Linked DNA regions of Homo sapiens: all the other regions are linked to region 2. Evidence: chromatin contacts called from ENCODE Hi-C data. All regions are on one chromosome and are shown on one strand. The core of a region is the stretch at or near the end of the contact, and the rest is flanking DNA. Distances in the headings are between cores, read along the strand shown. Region 1 holds the start of E2F7 (E2F transcription factor 7). Region 2 holds the start of CPSF6 (cleavage and polyadenylation specific factor 6). Region 3 holds the start of USP15 (ubiquitin specific peptidase 15). Region 4 holds the start of KICS2 (KICSTOR subunit 2).

Region 1 (3,400 bases), core at 666-3,165, 7.8 Mb before region 2:
AAATGTTATTCCTATAAAAAATGTCAGATTTTTATTACTATTTTCTTTTGTTTAATGTTTTGCATACTTTTCTCTTTTCAATGTATGACCTAGCAGTGATTTTTTTTTTTTTAGGCCGTATTTACCAGCAATCTAGAGTACGAAGTGAAGGACTTGATTGAGCATTCTGAATTCTGCTGAGAGTTCATTTAAAATATATGTATTTGAGGCCGGGCACGGTGTCTCACACCTGTAATCCCAGCACTTTGGGAGGCCAAGGCAGGCAGGCAGATCACCTGAGGTTAGGAGTTCGAGACCAACCTGGCCAACACAGCAAAACCCCATCTCTACTAAAAATACAAAAATTAGCTGGGCGTGGTGGCGCACGGCTGTAGTCCCAGCTACTCGGGAGGCTGGGGCAGAGAATCGCTTGAACCCAGGAGGTGGAGGTTTCAGTGAGCCGAGATTGGGCCACTACACTCTAGCCTGGGTGACAGTGCAAGACTCCGTCTCCAAAAATAAAATAAAATAAAAATATTTGGAGGGTAAGTGGTGAAGAATGGAGTCTTGGTATAGAAAGGAAAATGATACCTTTGCTGTAAAGTAGATGGGGGGTAGGGACATGTCTGTACATTTAAGAATGTCTGATGCTTTAAGAAGGCTGTCTCACATTTCAGTTGAGGGATATCTTACAAAATACTTGACCAATACTACTCAAAAATGTCCAGGTATCAAAAATGAGGAAAGTATGAGAAACTGTCATAGCCAAGAGGAGCCTAGAGACATAGGAACTAAAGGTAATGTGGTATCCTGAACAGAAAAAAGGGCCATTAGGAAAAAATTAAGTAAATCTGAATAAAGTAATGACTTGAGCTCAGAAGAATGTACCAATATTAGATCATTAATTTCAAAAAATATTCTATACTAACACAAAATGTTAATAGTGGGTGAAATTGGGTGCTGAATATATGGGAATTCTTGGTACTATCTCAATTTTTCTGTAAATTGAAAACTTCTAAACAATAAAGTCTGTTTTGTAAAAAGTCCATCTCTACCAACATTCATATTTTAAACAAGAAACTGTAGGATGAAAGAAGTGAAACATTTAATACAGATCAGTGGTGTTGAGGAAATTTTCTAGACTGTCTCCCAGAATGCTAGTCCCTATTGCAAAGAACTACTTTTTTATATAAAGCTTTTTCCCTCCTAATTATTTGCAATTTGCCGAAAAGGGAACACCAAAAAACATTTCCGGATTTGCCACACACACAAAACAAACAAACAAAAAAAAGTTAGAAAAACTTCTGGTTTGGCTTCCAGTCTTGTCTCCAGGGCTAACTGGCGTGCCATCTGCTCGCAGCAGAGCGGTAACCATGGTTCATGTGTCACACCAGCGTGCGATGTTAAGAAGTTTGCCCCGGCAAGTCTGGACAACTCCGCTTCCGCACAGGTTGCTGAGGGCGGGCGGGGATGGCGGCAGCAGCATCCAGAGGGTGTAGATCGTTCTTCCAAACCCCATCTGCTTTCCTGTCCTCTGGCTGTGCCCGGGGTCCCCGGGCGCGGCAAGCCGCGGGGACGTGCGCGGGTCTTCTATGCATAACAAAAGAGCCCTCCTCCTCCTCTTCCTTCTCCCGCCGCCCCGCGCCGCCCCGCGCCGCCCCCACCTTGGCTTCCCGCGGCCGCCGGGGCCCGCGTCCCCAGCAGGAATTGGCTCCCGGGCCCGAGGTTTCCAGGTACCCGGAAGGGGGAGGGGGCCGAGGCGGCAACAATTGGGCGGGTGAGGGCAAAACGCGCGGCTCGGAGCGCCAAGACTCCGAGGGGCGGTGAGCCCGGGCCGTGCCGCCGCACGATTGGCCGGGGCCGCCCCGCCGGCCGCCGCTGATTGGTGGATTCTCAAATTCGGTCTCAAGGCGCCAGAGGAGGTGTTTTAGCGGGGACTACGATCCAGGCTGGAGTTGCGCTCGGCCGGTCTGAGCGCTGGCGCTGCCCGGACGCCGCGGGGTCCCCGCCAGCCCAGGGCACTCGGCGCGGGGATCTGCGCGCCTCGCTCTCCCTTCCCGATGCCGCCGCCCGGCTGCTGATCGCCGCACCACCTTCCCTCATCGGCTTGGGTCCGTGGAGGTCCCTGCAGAGGCAGGAAGCCTCCTTAGGAAAGCAGGGGTAAGCGTGCGGCCCCAGCGCCAGTGGGGAGGCGGGAATTGGGATACAGGGCCCACTCCCGCCCCGGCTGCCAGCCTGCCACTCCTCACGTCCCCCGGCTGGCGAGGGCTCGAGGTGTTTCTGCCGGGGAACCCGGTGCGCAGAGGGTGTGCCGGGTGCAGCTCTCACTCCGGCCCGGCAGTAGAGGGGATTTGCCCTTCCCCACAACTTGGAGCTTTCATTGGAGAAGTTTATTTGGGGGATCTGCTTGGAGGCCTGGGAAGGGGCTGCGCTCAGCGCTGAGTGGGTTTGGTCTAGCGATCGGGTTTCCTTCCCCCGATTCAAAACCCCTCAAAGCCGAATTCCTCTCAGTTCTTTGCGCCAAAATTAACTGACCTGGGAGACCCTGTACTTTTCTGACAGATTTGCCCAACACCCTTCCGACTTGGTAACTTTATTTTGCCATCTAGCTTTTCATAAGGAGTTACTATTTTTGTAGATTTTTTTCTTCCCAGATTTTCAGTATTACTAAGCACACTTTAGGTGTTTGAGTTTGTTCGCGTGAGTTTTAGAAAGTTGAGGGTGGCTACAACTCCTGGAAATGCCCAGGATGTGCTTAGAGAAGGGGGAATTTCATATTGACAAACAAGTAACACATATGTAGATATTTTTGTTTGAGGAAAAAATACCTAATTGCAAAATCATTTTCTAGTGTAATTGTGCATTACAGATGGAGGTAAATTGTTTAACACTAAAAGACCTGATCAGCCCCAGGCAGCCCAGACTAGATTTTGCAGTTGAAGATGGGGAAAATGCACAAAAGGTAAGCAAACATAAACACCTTAGTTTCTAATATGTTAAGGATGGTGATGTTGAATTCAATTAAGTGTTCCAACATGCCATTTGTATTTGTATTTAAGCATAATAATTAATATTGATAAACATTATAGAAACATTCTTTTTTAAAAATAGAGCCATCCAAACCATTATTGTTGGAATTCTACTCTCAGATATAGTGGGAAAAATAGGCAAGGTTACATGTAATGTTGTAACCAATTTATATAAGTCAAAAATATGCTGGCTACAGCAATCAAAGTTTATAATACAGTTGTCAAGGGTGGTGTAGCTAGTGCTCTGTAGGAATGCTAAGCCTCAGTTCCCAGGAAAATAGACCTTTGCAGGCATAAATGCTGGATTATTAAAGTGCTGTGAAATGTCTTCATACCAATGAACTAGCTCCCAGAGACTGTTCCATTCACCCAAGAGTAGACCTGTGCCTACT
Region 2 (3,395 bases), core at 375-2,874:
AAACAAATCCAGTCTTTAACTGAATAGCAAACATTTAAAGCCAACTGGTATTTTTCTGTTTTCTAATATTTAAACCAGAGGCACAAAGTCATTCCTGAAAAATAAAACAGTAAAGATCTCTTGAGTTTCCTTGTTTTTTAAAAAGCCTGAGCAACTAGTCACGAATATGATGGTTAATGGAGGTGGGAAAACCACATTAGCCAGTAATATTTCATTAAACTTCTCATAGGGACCTGGGAAATACAAAAAAATAAGGCTTTTAGGAACATTGCAGTTAAGCACAATTTAATTGTTTTAAATGTGTTACTACATAAAATGCAGTAGATACGAACAGCAGGTTCAAACCTTAAACGTCACTAGCAACAAACGACATCTTTTGCAAGGATGCCCATTAACAGACATCACAGCCCCGCGTTACCTCTAAGCAACGTCGTTCAGGAAAACCTTGCATTCTCACTTTCGCTCAACCTTTCAAAAGGTAACACGGGGCCCGGGGGTGGGGGTGGGGGGATTTAACACTTTGTTTTCGAAAATAGGGTCTTATCTATAACTCTTTATTTTTAAACCACATCATAAGGATTTGGGGTGAACGTTCTTTCATTTTAATCACTATGAGATCTGTGGGTGAGCTAACATCTTTTTGTTCCATCCAACCATCGCGCTTCCAATTCTTCCTTTTGGTCCCCGGCCACTCATCTTCACAGGTATTTTCATCACAAAGGCCAACAACGACTGGGCTTCAAAGCACTGCAAGCCCTGGATTAATGAGGCAGGACCAGCGCACCGACTTTTATCTGTGGCTCCAAAAGTCAAAGGACTTGTTGCAAATGAGCCCGCACCTCAGTCGCCTTCAGAAAGTGTGAGGGGAGGAGGAAGGCGCCACGCCGAAACCTGTCGCAAACCCGAGAAGGAGAGCCCCGGGGACTGGGCGCGCGGGATACAAAGGGCCGTGAACGCGGCCTTCCATGAGGCGACAGTGCGCGGGCAGGGAGACAAAATGGAGCGATGGGAGGAATCGGAGCCCGAGCGGCAGCGGCGGGGAAGGGGCGGCGGCGGCGGGCACGCGCCCCGCCAGGGCTTCCTCCTCCGACCAGCGACGGGGGAGGGGGCGCGGCGGCGGCCAGTTCTCTCCGCCGCTTACACGCGGCCCCACCGCCCGGGCCTAGCGCGGCGGGAAGCGCCAGCCGGGTGCCGCCAACAATAGGGAGCGAGGCAGCGCCGGCGAGGGAGGAGCCGGCGGCAGCTGCACAGCGGCCCGCGTCCGCGCTCCGGGCCCCGCGGCGACTCGCCGCGCCCGCGGCCCGTGAAACGACGCGGTAGAACGAGGGGCGGGGGGGCGCCACGCCAGGGGTCGGCGGCGCGGCCCAGAGGCGGCAAGGGCGCACACTCTGCAGTCGCTTCGGCTCGCGGCCGCAGCGGGCCCCGGGTCAGCTTCCCGGCCGCAGCGCCGCCCGCGTCGGCGGCGGGGACCTGGGCTCTCACGTACCTGGTTGAACTCTTCGCCGACATCCGCGTAAATGTCTATGTGGTCCACGCCGTCCGCCATCTTCCTTCAGCCTCGGCCGCCGCCGCCGCCGCCGCCTCCTGCAGGTCTGCCCGCCGCGGCAGCAGCAGCGGATCTAGCGGCGGTGGGGGGGCGCTTGCGTCACTTCCGAGGCCCGAGGGAGGGAGGCGCGGGCGACAGGGGCCGGCCGGGGGCGGGGACTCTGCAGCCCAGCCGCTCTGCTGGCTGAGGAAAGGCTGCGCCTCTGAGGGCAGAGGACGTTTCTTTTGTGTCTGGGTGAGGCCCGGGAGTGGGGGCCAATTTTTTTGTCCTACTCGCGCATCCAGCTTAGCAGTGGGTCCCACCTGTTTCCACACACCGTCTTTTCACGTGGCCTCTGGCATACTCAGACGTTTTGTTAATATTTTCATTTATCCGTTGTTCTTATCTTTCTCACATCCAGGACTTTTAAAGGTGGAAGTTATATGTCCGTGCTTAAATGCAAAGTGTAACCCCCGGGCATTCTGTGAACGGCTTAAGACCAAAAACAATGTCTTGTTTCTGCATCCTCAGAGACCAGCAGAGTTTTATTTGCATCGTAAACGCTAGATACCCGTCAGTGGTTATCTTTGCATGCTGTTTATGTTGCCATTTCCATCTCTAATCTTCGTGGGCTTCTTTCCCCCCCACCTTCCTCTCGCATTCATTGCCATTCATTTTTTCTTCCTTAGATCTACAGTAGGTTGTCTCTGGCGTAGTTCAGATGCTTCTAACATGAATGCAGTCATCTTAGAGCACACCCAAGAGAGTGGAGGTATCTTGAGGCCAGGGGGGCTTCTCTCTCAGAATCCTAGAATGTCCCAACGGGAAGGGAACTGGAAAGGTGTCCTTAGGTCTAAACATCTCATTTTACAGAAGAGAAGACTGAGGCCTAATAGAACCTAAGTGATTTAACCAGGTCACATGGTCAATAAAGGTAGGAACATTCAGCCACGATACTTTACTCAAAGATGTCTCTCCAGTTTGAAACTTTCCCCTCCATTCTTAATTTCTTTTTCACTCATTAAAAAATATACTGTAGTAGAGCGTGTTTCCTGAGAAACTGGCCAGAAATCATTCATAGAATAACCCAAACAACATCTGTAAGGTTGGGCATCTCTAATCCAAAAATTTGAAATGCTCCAAAATCTGAAACTTTTTGCGCACTGACATGATGCCACAAGTGGAAAATTCCACACCTGATCTTATTTGCCAGGTCGCAGTCAAAAATGCAATCAAAACTTTTTTTCATGCACAAAATAACTAAAAGTATTGTATGAAATAATCTTCAGGCTGTGTGTATAAGGTATATGTGAAACATAAATGAATTTCGTTTAGGCTTGGGTCCCATCTCCTGGATAATTTATGTATATGCAAATATTCCAAAATCCCCTCAAATCCAAGCATTTTTGCATAAAAAAGACTCAATCTGCACTTGGTATGGTGGAAAAAGCATGGTTGCAGTCCTGGAGGCCAGTCTGGTGATCTGGGTACCCATTTCTAATCAGACATTTTATCAGCTAGATGACCTCAGTCAAGTTTTCAACTCTCATATTCAATCTCAGAATCTTTAAAATCCAAGCAATAATATCTACCTCACCAAGGTTGAAGGTTGGTGATACTTTAAATGAGTTAATATGAGTTAATATGCAAAGTGTCCTGTCCTGTTCCAAGAATCAGTATTTAAATACTGATTCACTTTCTTTCTTGGGGCATTATAGAAGAAAAGAGACACTGACGTTTAAAGGTGAGAGTATTTTCTAGATTGGTGGTGTGGTAGAATAATGGCCCACCATAGATGTTCATATTCTGATCCCTGAAATCTGTGAATATGTTACCCTTGCAGATATGATTAAGTTAAGGATCTTGAGGT
Region 3 (3,210 bases), core at 592-3,091, 7.0 Mb after region 2:
TTCTTTTTTTGAGATGGAGTCTCACGTTGCCCAGGCTAGAGTGCAGTGGCCGGATCTCGGCTCACTGCAACCTCCGCTTCCTAGGCTCAGGCAATCCTCCCACCTCAGCCTCCTGAGTAGCTGGGACCACAGGCGTGCCACCATGCCCAGCTAATTTTTTTGTATTTTTGTAGAGACGGGGTTTCACCATGGTGCCCAGGCTGGTCTGGAACTCCTGAGTTCAAGTGATCCTCCCTCCTCGGCCTCCCAAAGTGCTGGGTTACAGGCGTGAACCACCCTGCCAGGCCAACAATAACTATTATTAAGTCACTTGAAGATTCTATTTTTTTGATATAATGAAACAAGTATGTATTTACATCCTTAGGGATTTCTATCATACAAACATAGTATATAGCCTACCAAAAAAGAAAAAAGAGACTAAGACTTAGATCAAGGTTAAATTAAGGTCCTAAGTCTGCCACCTATTAGCTTAACTGAAAATGATCCCAATATCACAGCCTTTTGTCAGGAGTAAAGAGCAGAGATAAGAGGATAACTAAAATTTGATATCTCATAAATATGAAATTCTTAAGATATTAAAACGAATCAAGATAAAATCCTTATAATAAAATTACTGTCCATTTTACAGCATGAAGATAATGAGGTGCAATGATTTAAATTAACTCTCCTCAAAGCCATACTGCAAGTTGAGTGGTGAAACTGTGACATAACTCAGGTCTAAATCTTACTGTTCCTTTCACTATGCCATACTGAAACACTCTATGAATTATATACTACTGTTATGGTAACAGTGGAAAGTGAAAATATGTTTTATTATAATGAAGAGGCACATTATGCTTCCCAAAAAATAAGGAATTTTAAATTATGTTACATATTCACATATTTAAGTTATTGTAGATGCCACTTGATATGGTCGACAAGTGTGAAAATGTCCACATACATCCTTCAGTATTTTAAATGTATAACCTTTGGTATTTTACAAGTTTGAATATTAGCAGTTAGTTAAGCCTCAAGTGGACTTATCTACTTTTTGCAGGCCTACATTATCTTTCAAACAGAAGGGAAGGGCTGCACGTCTAACAGAAACGCTGCCGGCTTCTATCAAGCCACCACTAAAGCACAAGACCACGTGGTCTCTCATAAGCCCAAGGTTCCCTACTCCTCTCCCTCCTTTGACAAGGAACTGGAAACTAGGGTTTCTTTCTCTTATGTGGAGCCCTGACATGCCACCTGTGTAGTACAGACCGCAAACATCCTGCAGCCTGCCTCCCGGAAGACCAAGAATCAGAATAAAAGGGAACTTGGACGCCGACAATTCTAGGAAAGGAAATGAACAGAGAAGTAAAGCCGGTGAGATCGTGATAAGCCGCGGCACCGGGACCTGTCAAAACGGCGTATATAAGACTCAAACCAAACCACTATAACCTATCATTCGGGAAGGCCTGAGGTGGGAGCGGCACTACGGAAGGAAGGAGGACGAAGAGAACCGCACGAGTCAGAACCGCCGCCGCCGCCGCTCCCCGGATACCTTTCAGCATGCCCTGGCAAGCCAAGAACCCTGACCCTCATCTAGAGTCCAACCTTTGCCCCAACATTTCAGAAGCGGCCAAAATCCCGCTGCCCCGGCGGCCGCCGCCGGACCTGCCCGCACCTGTCACTAGCGAAAGAACCAGCTCGCGGCTCCCGCCCACTTCTCCACTATCCTCGGGCAACCGCGGGCATCTCAACCCCTTTCTCTTACCAGGTGTCCCCTTTCCGGAGCGAGGTTTTGAGCAGCGTCGCGATGTCAGACCGCTGGGTGTCCAGATCCGCCGCTCCGCCTTCCGCCATCTTCTTCCACTAGCGGTAGGGGAGGTGGCAGCGACGGCGGCGGCACGCCCCAGAGCATTATGGGAATGGCGTCCCACGGCCCCTCCCAGTCGGCCGGTCGAAACCAAAAGACACCGGGAGCGGGGGTGCTCCTCGGGACAAGAGGAGGCCCCGGGGGCGCACTGGGTGCGCGGCCATGGTCTGCTGCCCCCCATCGGTCCCCGCCCGTCCAGCATCTTGCCTTGGCCTCCTCTGGCCCGGGACTGCCGGGTTTTAGCTTTCCTCGCCGCCGAGGGCTCTGGCTCTCTCTCGCTAGAGGGATGCCACCGCCCTGTCCTCCCGTCCTCAGCGTTGCCTTCCCCTCCCTCTTTCCCACTGACGCCTTGAAAACCCTTATTTGCGCATTCACTCACGCTTGAGGGTGAGGTAGGGTGGGGCGGTGGTGTGGGGGCGTGGGGACGGCTAAGATATGGCAGAAAATGTAGCAGCTCAGTGACTGGGCTTTTCGTTACGAGTGGGAGAACCCAAGCTCGGTGAATATGGGCACACACAAAAAACACTCCGAAACCGAACGCTTGGTCTCCATGCCCTTCCTGGGTTCCTTCCAGCGCTCTTACTCCCGTTGTAGGTGGGGACCCTTTATAGGCTCTTTGTGACGCCTCCCCAGGCACACCCAGACGACTAAGCTGCAGTGAAAAACATGTCCCAGTTCATCGGTGAACAGGGAGTAGAATATGGACAGTATTGAATAATGCCAGATACTAAAGGAAGAAAACGTGCGAGAAACCCTCTTGTTTATACAGGATAGTAACATTTTCTTAGCCCCATCTTCGTATGGTGCCGTACACCTGAAATGAAACTAGATATGTCTTTAATTTGAAGTCAACGATTATGTTACAAAATAGAAAATCGAGTCGCTTAAAAATCAAATGCCAAGGTCACACAGCAGGTGGAGAGGTGAGTGGAGAGGCTGGTTCAAGAGCCCACATGCTATACAGTATAGCACACTCACTGCCTCTCCTTCTGAAAGCCTGAACTAAAATGTAAACTCTTTAAGAGCTGGAACTGGGTTCATCTTTTGTTTTAGCCTTTGTACACCTGGTGGTTAGCACAGTACTGATGGACATGTAAAAATTACCTAAATATTTGTTTAGTAAATGAATTGTGGCAAAATTACTTAAGTATTCCCGAGCATGATGTCCAGGGGTGTGATTTTAACATACCATATTGATGTGAAAAGTCTAAAAGATGGGCCGGAATCCCCACATCATTTCTCGTTTGCCCATTTTAAACCCTAACTCATTTGGTGAGAATGCGATAAAGGTAGGTGTAGTTATGCTAGTAGGAAGTGCTGAATCCAAGTGAAAGTAGTGTATATTGGCATTATGATTTGTGTATATC
Region 4 (3,499 bases), core at 494-2,993, 5.0 Mb after region 2:
CAGCACTTTGGGAGTCCGAGGCGGGCAGACCATTTGAAGTCAGGATTTTAAGACCAGCCTGGCCAACATGGTGTAAACCCCAATTCTGTTAAAAATACGAAAATTAGCCAGGTGTGGTGGCACTGGCCTGTAATCCCAGCTACTCCAGAGGCTGAGGCAGGAGAATCACTAAAGCCTGGAAAGCGGAGGTTGCGGTGAGCCGAGGTCATGCCACTGCACTCCAGCCTGGGGAAAACTCCAGCCTGGGGGAAAGAGTGAGACCCTGTCCAAAAACAAAACAAAATAAAACAACCAAAAAAAAAAAAAACTGCCTTGTATCATTGTTAACAGGGTTGATCTTATCCAATTACATTCTTGAGTATAGGGAACAGGTGCACAATACCTATTCATTAAAATTAGATTAGTGGGATTTCCTTTAAAAGGTAGTGATGATGGCAGAACAGCTCTAGTTTGAGAAAAAACGAAAATAGGCAATTCTCTCATTTGTTCAACAAACATGGCTGCGCCGTCCAATATGAAAAGATTATAACTGTAAGTGAACCCTACTGTACCCTAGGGATCTCACCACTTGGGGAAAGAGATATGTAAATATATGCGATTAAATAGTGTGACTAAGAAGCATAAAATAAGTATGCACAAAGAAGAAAGGAAAAAACTATTGAGTAGTGGGTAGTGTTTCAAAGTAGTGGACATACAAGTATGAGCCGGGTTCATGGGGTTTCTTAAATGCCAAAGGAACTTGTAATTATTCTAAATGACAACGTGCACAATTTACATTAATGTATTCTTCATTCTGGCCAGGGGTGGTGGCTCACACCTGTAATCCCAAAACTTTGGGAGGCTGAGGTGGGAAGATTGCTTGAGCCAGGAGTTTGAGACCAGCCTGGCTAACATGGTGAAACCCTGTTTCTATTAAAAATACGAAAATTAGCCAGGTGTGGTGGCGCTGGCCTGTAATCCCAGCTACTAGGGAGGTTGAGGCAGGAAAATCGTTTGAACTCGGGAGGTGGAGGCTGCAGTGGGCCGAGATCTCACCACTGCACTCCAGTCTGGGCGACAGAGCGAGACTCCGTCTCAAAAAAAAAGAAAAAAAAAAGATAACTTTTTAAGGAAGGTTAATGCAGTTTGGGCCAGGGGCTCTACTTATTAGTTGCAGGGCTAACACAGACCCGGGAGAACTAGAACGGGATACAGGTGAGAGTTAACCGGTGGTGTGTGATGTGATGAAAACTAGGCAATGGGAAGGAGATCAACCTTTACCCGTCAGTCTTCTAATCTCAGCAAATCACTTCCATGAGTTGGTGTAGAAGGTGTCAGGGCTGACTAGGGTCCCTGCTGTGAGTGTGGGCACAACTCCAGGCACTTCCCCATCTCCCAGCCGGCCCAGCGAGGTGCCTGGAGAGCCCAGGCCAGATGTTCTGGCCAGGGCTGACGTCACGTTTGCATGACGTCACCAGCGCTGACGAACCACACAGAGAGGGGCCTGTCAGCTCACCTCAGAGCGCAGGCAACTTCTTAGAGCGGGGAACTGGCCGCCTCCTATTCTACCTTGACGGTCCGAATAGTCAGAGCTACAGGAGCCGAAGCGCCGAAGGAGCTCAGCAACCGCTACCTCCCTCTTTCCTTGGCCCTTATCCGCGTCTTCTCTAAGGCCCAGGAGCGGTCCCGGCAGCGGCGCGCTCACGAGTCCGCCGGTGGAGGCGGTCACGCGCACGCACGCTTGTGCGCAAGCCCGTTCCCTCAGAACCCGGAAGTGCGAGGCCGAGGAGAGCCACGTGGGTCGAGCTGGGGCGCAGCTCGCATGGGGGAGTCTATCCCGCTGGCCGCCCCGGTCCCGGTGGAACAGGCGGTGCTGGAGACGTTCTTCTCTCACCTGGGTATCTTCTCTTACGACAAGGCTAAGGACAATGTGGAGAAGGAACGAGAGGCCAACAAGAGCGCGGGGGGCAGCTGGCTGTCGCTGCTGGCGGCCTTGGCGCACCTGGCCGCGGCCGAGAAGGTCTATCACAGCCTCACCTACCTGGGGCAGAAACTAGGTACCTCCGCCCCGCCCCCCGAGCCCCTTGAGGAGGAAGTAAAGGGGGTATATTCCCCAGTCGGCAGTGGCTTGGGTTTCCCGTCTCTGTGTCACTTCTAGTCGCAGGCTCGACTCGGCATTCCCAGATCTCCTCCCACCGTTCCTTTCCTTCCCTGGGCTTCCACAAGCCCCGCCCACCGGCCTGCGCTGCTGATAGATTGGCGAACTGGGTAGATGCTCTTTGCAGGGCTGTGACCCAAACCGAAGGGTTTGCCCTTTTGCCTCGTGCATGGATTGATGCCATAAATGAGAAGTTAACCAAACTATGTCTTCATTGTTTTAATTAGTGACGCTGCAGCCAGAAGAGCAAAACTTTGCAAAACAACCTAGTTCTATTACTGAACACTGTTGTGTGGCCTCTTAAGGTTAAGGCCCGAGAGTCACATTTAGAGTCCTACCCCGTCTTCATAGTCCCCCAATACATATTTAATGACTAAAGTAATAAATGAATATTGGGCAGGAAAGGCAAGAAATATGCCTAACACTAGCAAGAAGAGACTTAAGGGGAAAATGGTAAACACTCTTAGCACTTCATGTACATCTTGCCTCTGAAATAAGATTCAAGAGCTGATTCAACTGATTTTTACTAGTAGAAGCAATAAGTATAAGTAGATGAGAAGGAAATAATAGATGTAAAAGGCATGGAATATGCATACAAAATAATATTACTGCTTAATTATGACAAATAAATATATTTGAATCCTAGGGGTTTCAGAGTCAGTACTTTGACCTGTTTTAGACTCTTCAATTTTCAGAAGCGTGAGGTCTGATGTGAATGAAGGACACGTATATAAAATACAGAGAATAGAAATGTAAAATTGGTGTAGATTTCATTTTGATCCACCCCCCCCCGTTCCCTAACCAGCCCCCTACTTTCCTTATATTGCCTGAAGGTGACCATGTACATCTTATTGAGCTTTCAGTAAACACTCAAGAGACAGGGCTTCCTGAGTTCGTAATTGCTGTAGCAAGTATGTTGATTTATACATACTTATTTAGTATGCTAATTTATTAGCAAAAACTGGTCAGATAGTTTCACCTTATTTTTTTCCTCCCCTTTTTACAATGGCATTTCTCACAAATTTGCAGTTGCTGCTATGGTGTTATTATTCCCCTTTCTATAGATTAGCAAATTATATATGCAGTTATGTTGGGTAGATGATAGAGTCGAAACCAAAATATCTGCCCTTGTACTCTCAGATTGAGTTTGCATTCATATAACTTATTAAAAATGTGTATGAAAATTATAATTTATGTATAATATATACAGATATATGTTTTTTATATATGTGAAAATGGGGTGGATTCTAGCTGTAATACTGAAGGTAGGTAATATTTAGGCAGTTTCAGTTGTTTTTAGACTCCCCCACCTCAAAGAATGGTGACTGATTCAAGTGCCATGATTCTTTGCTTTTTTTTTTT

The links. A loop is a pair of places that touch in the nucleus more often than their neighbours do. Pooled maps may share reads with other maps.
Region 1: a pooled map shows a loop between it and region 2 (18-fold over the local background). The contact joins the promoter of E2F7 here to the promoter of CPSF6 in region 2. A Hi-C loop is called at or near these places in 3 of 37 single-sample maps with no recorded cell type and 2 of 50 pooled maps.
Region 3: a map of B cell shows a loop between it and region 2 (11-fold over the local background). The contact joins the promoter of USP15 here to the promoter of CPSF6 in region 2. A Hi-C loop is called at or near these places in 3 of 168 maps with a recorded cell type or tissue (B cell, CD4-positive, alpha-beta memory T cell and CD8-positive, alpha-beta T cell) and 6 of 50 pooled maps.
Region 4: a map of B cell shows a loop between it and region 2 (12-fold over the local background). The contact joins the promoter of KICS2 here to the promoter of CPSF6 in region 2. A Hi-C loop is called at or near these places in 2 of 168 maps with a recorded cell type or tissue (B cell and CD8-positive, alpha-beta T cell) and 10 of 50 pooled maps.

Annotation. Positions count from the first base shown.
Region 1 is chr12:77,064,084-77,067,483 of GRCh38, reverse strand. E2F7 (E2F transcription factor 7) reads left to right here and starts at 1,915. Exons shown (of 13, transcript NM_203394.3): 1 at 1,915-2,139; 2 at 2,849-2,941. The coding sequence starts at 2,849. RefSeq lists enhancers at 1,296-1,525, 1,261-1,967 and silencers at 1,576-2,005, 2,026-2,075.
Region 2 is chr12:69,237,798-69,241,192 of GRCh38, reverse strand. CPSF6 (cleavage and polyadenylation specific factor 6) reads right to left here and starts at 1,624. Exons shown (of 10, transcript NM_007007.3): 1 at 1,487-1,624. The coding sequence starts at 1,546. RefSeq lists enhancers at 308-887, 888-1,468 and silencers at 932-1,151, 1,302-1,801.
Region 3 is chr12:62,259,035-62,262,244 of GRCh38, reverse strand. USP15 (ubiquitin specific peptidase 15) reads right to left here and starts at 1,841. Exons shown (of 22, transcript NM_001252078.2): 1 at 1,742-1,841. The coding sequence starts at 1,830. It overlaps MIR6125 (microRNA 6125), which reads right to left and starts at 1,886; the gene lies at 1,791-1,886. It also overlaps a transcript of TAFA2 not described here. RefSeq lists enhancers at 1-111, 112-612, 1,336-1,385, 1,606-1,965, 2,516-2,585 and silencers at 2,006-2,115, 2,196-2,255.
Region 4 is chr12:64,220,540-64,224,038 of GRCh38, reverse strand. It overlaps KICS2 (KICSTOR subunit 2), which reads left to right and starts at 1,743. Exons shown (of 3, transcript NM_152440.5): 1 at 1,743-2,036. The coding sequence starts at 1,802. It overlaps LOC124902952 (a long non-coding RNA gene), which reads right to left and starts at 1,690. Exons shown (of 2, transcript XR_007063347.1): 1 at 1,496-1,690. RefSeq lists enhancers at 1,290-1,349, 1,430-1,619, 1,770-1,859, 1,341-1,935, 1,970-2,029 and 1 more.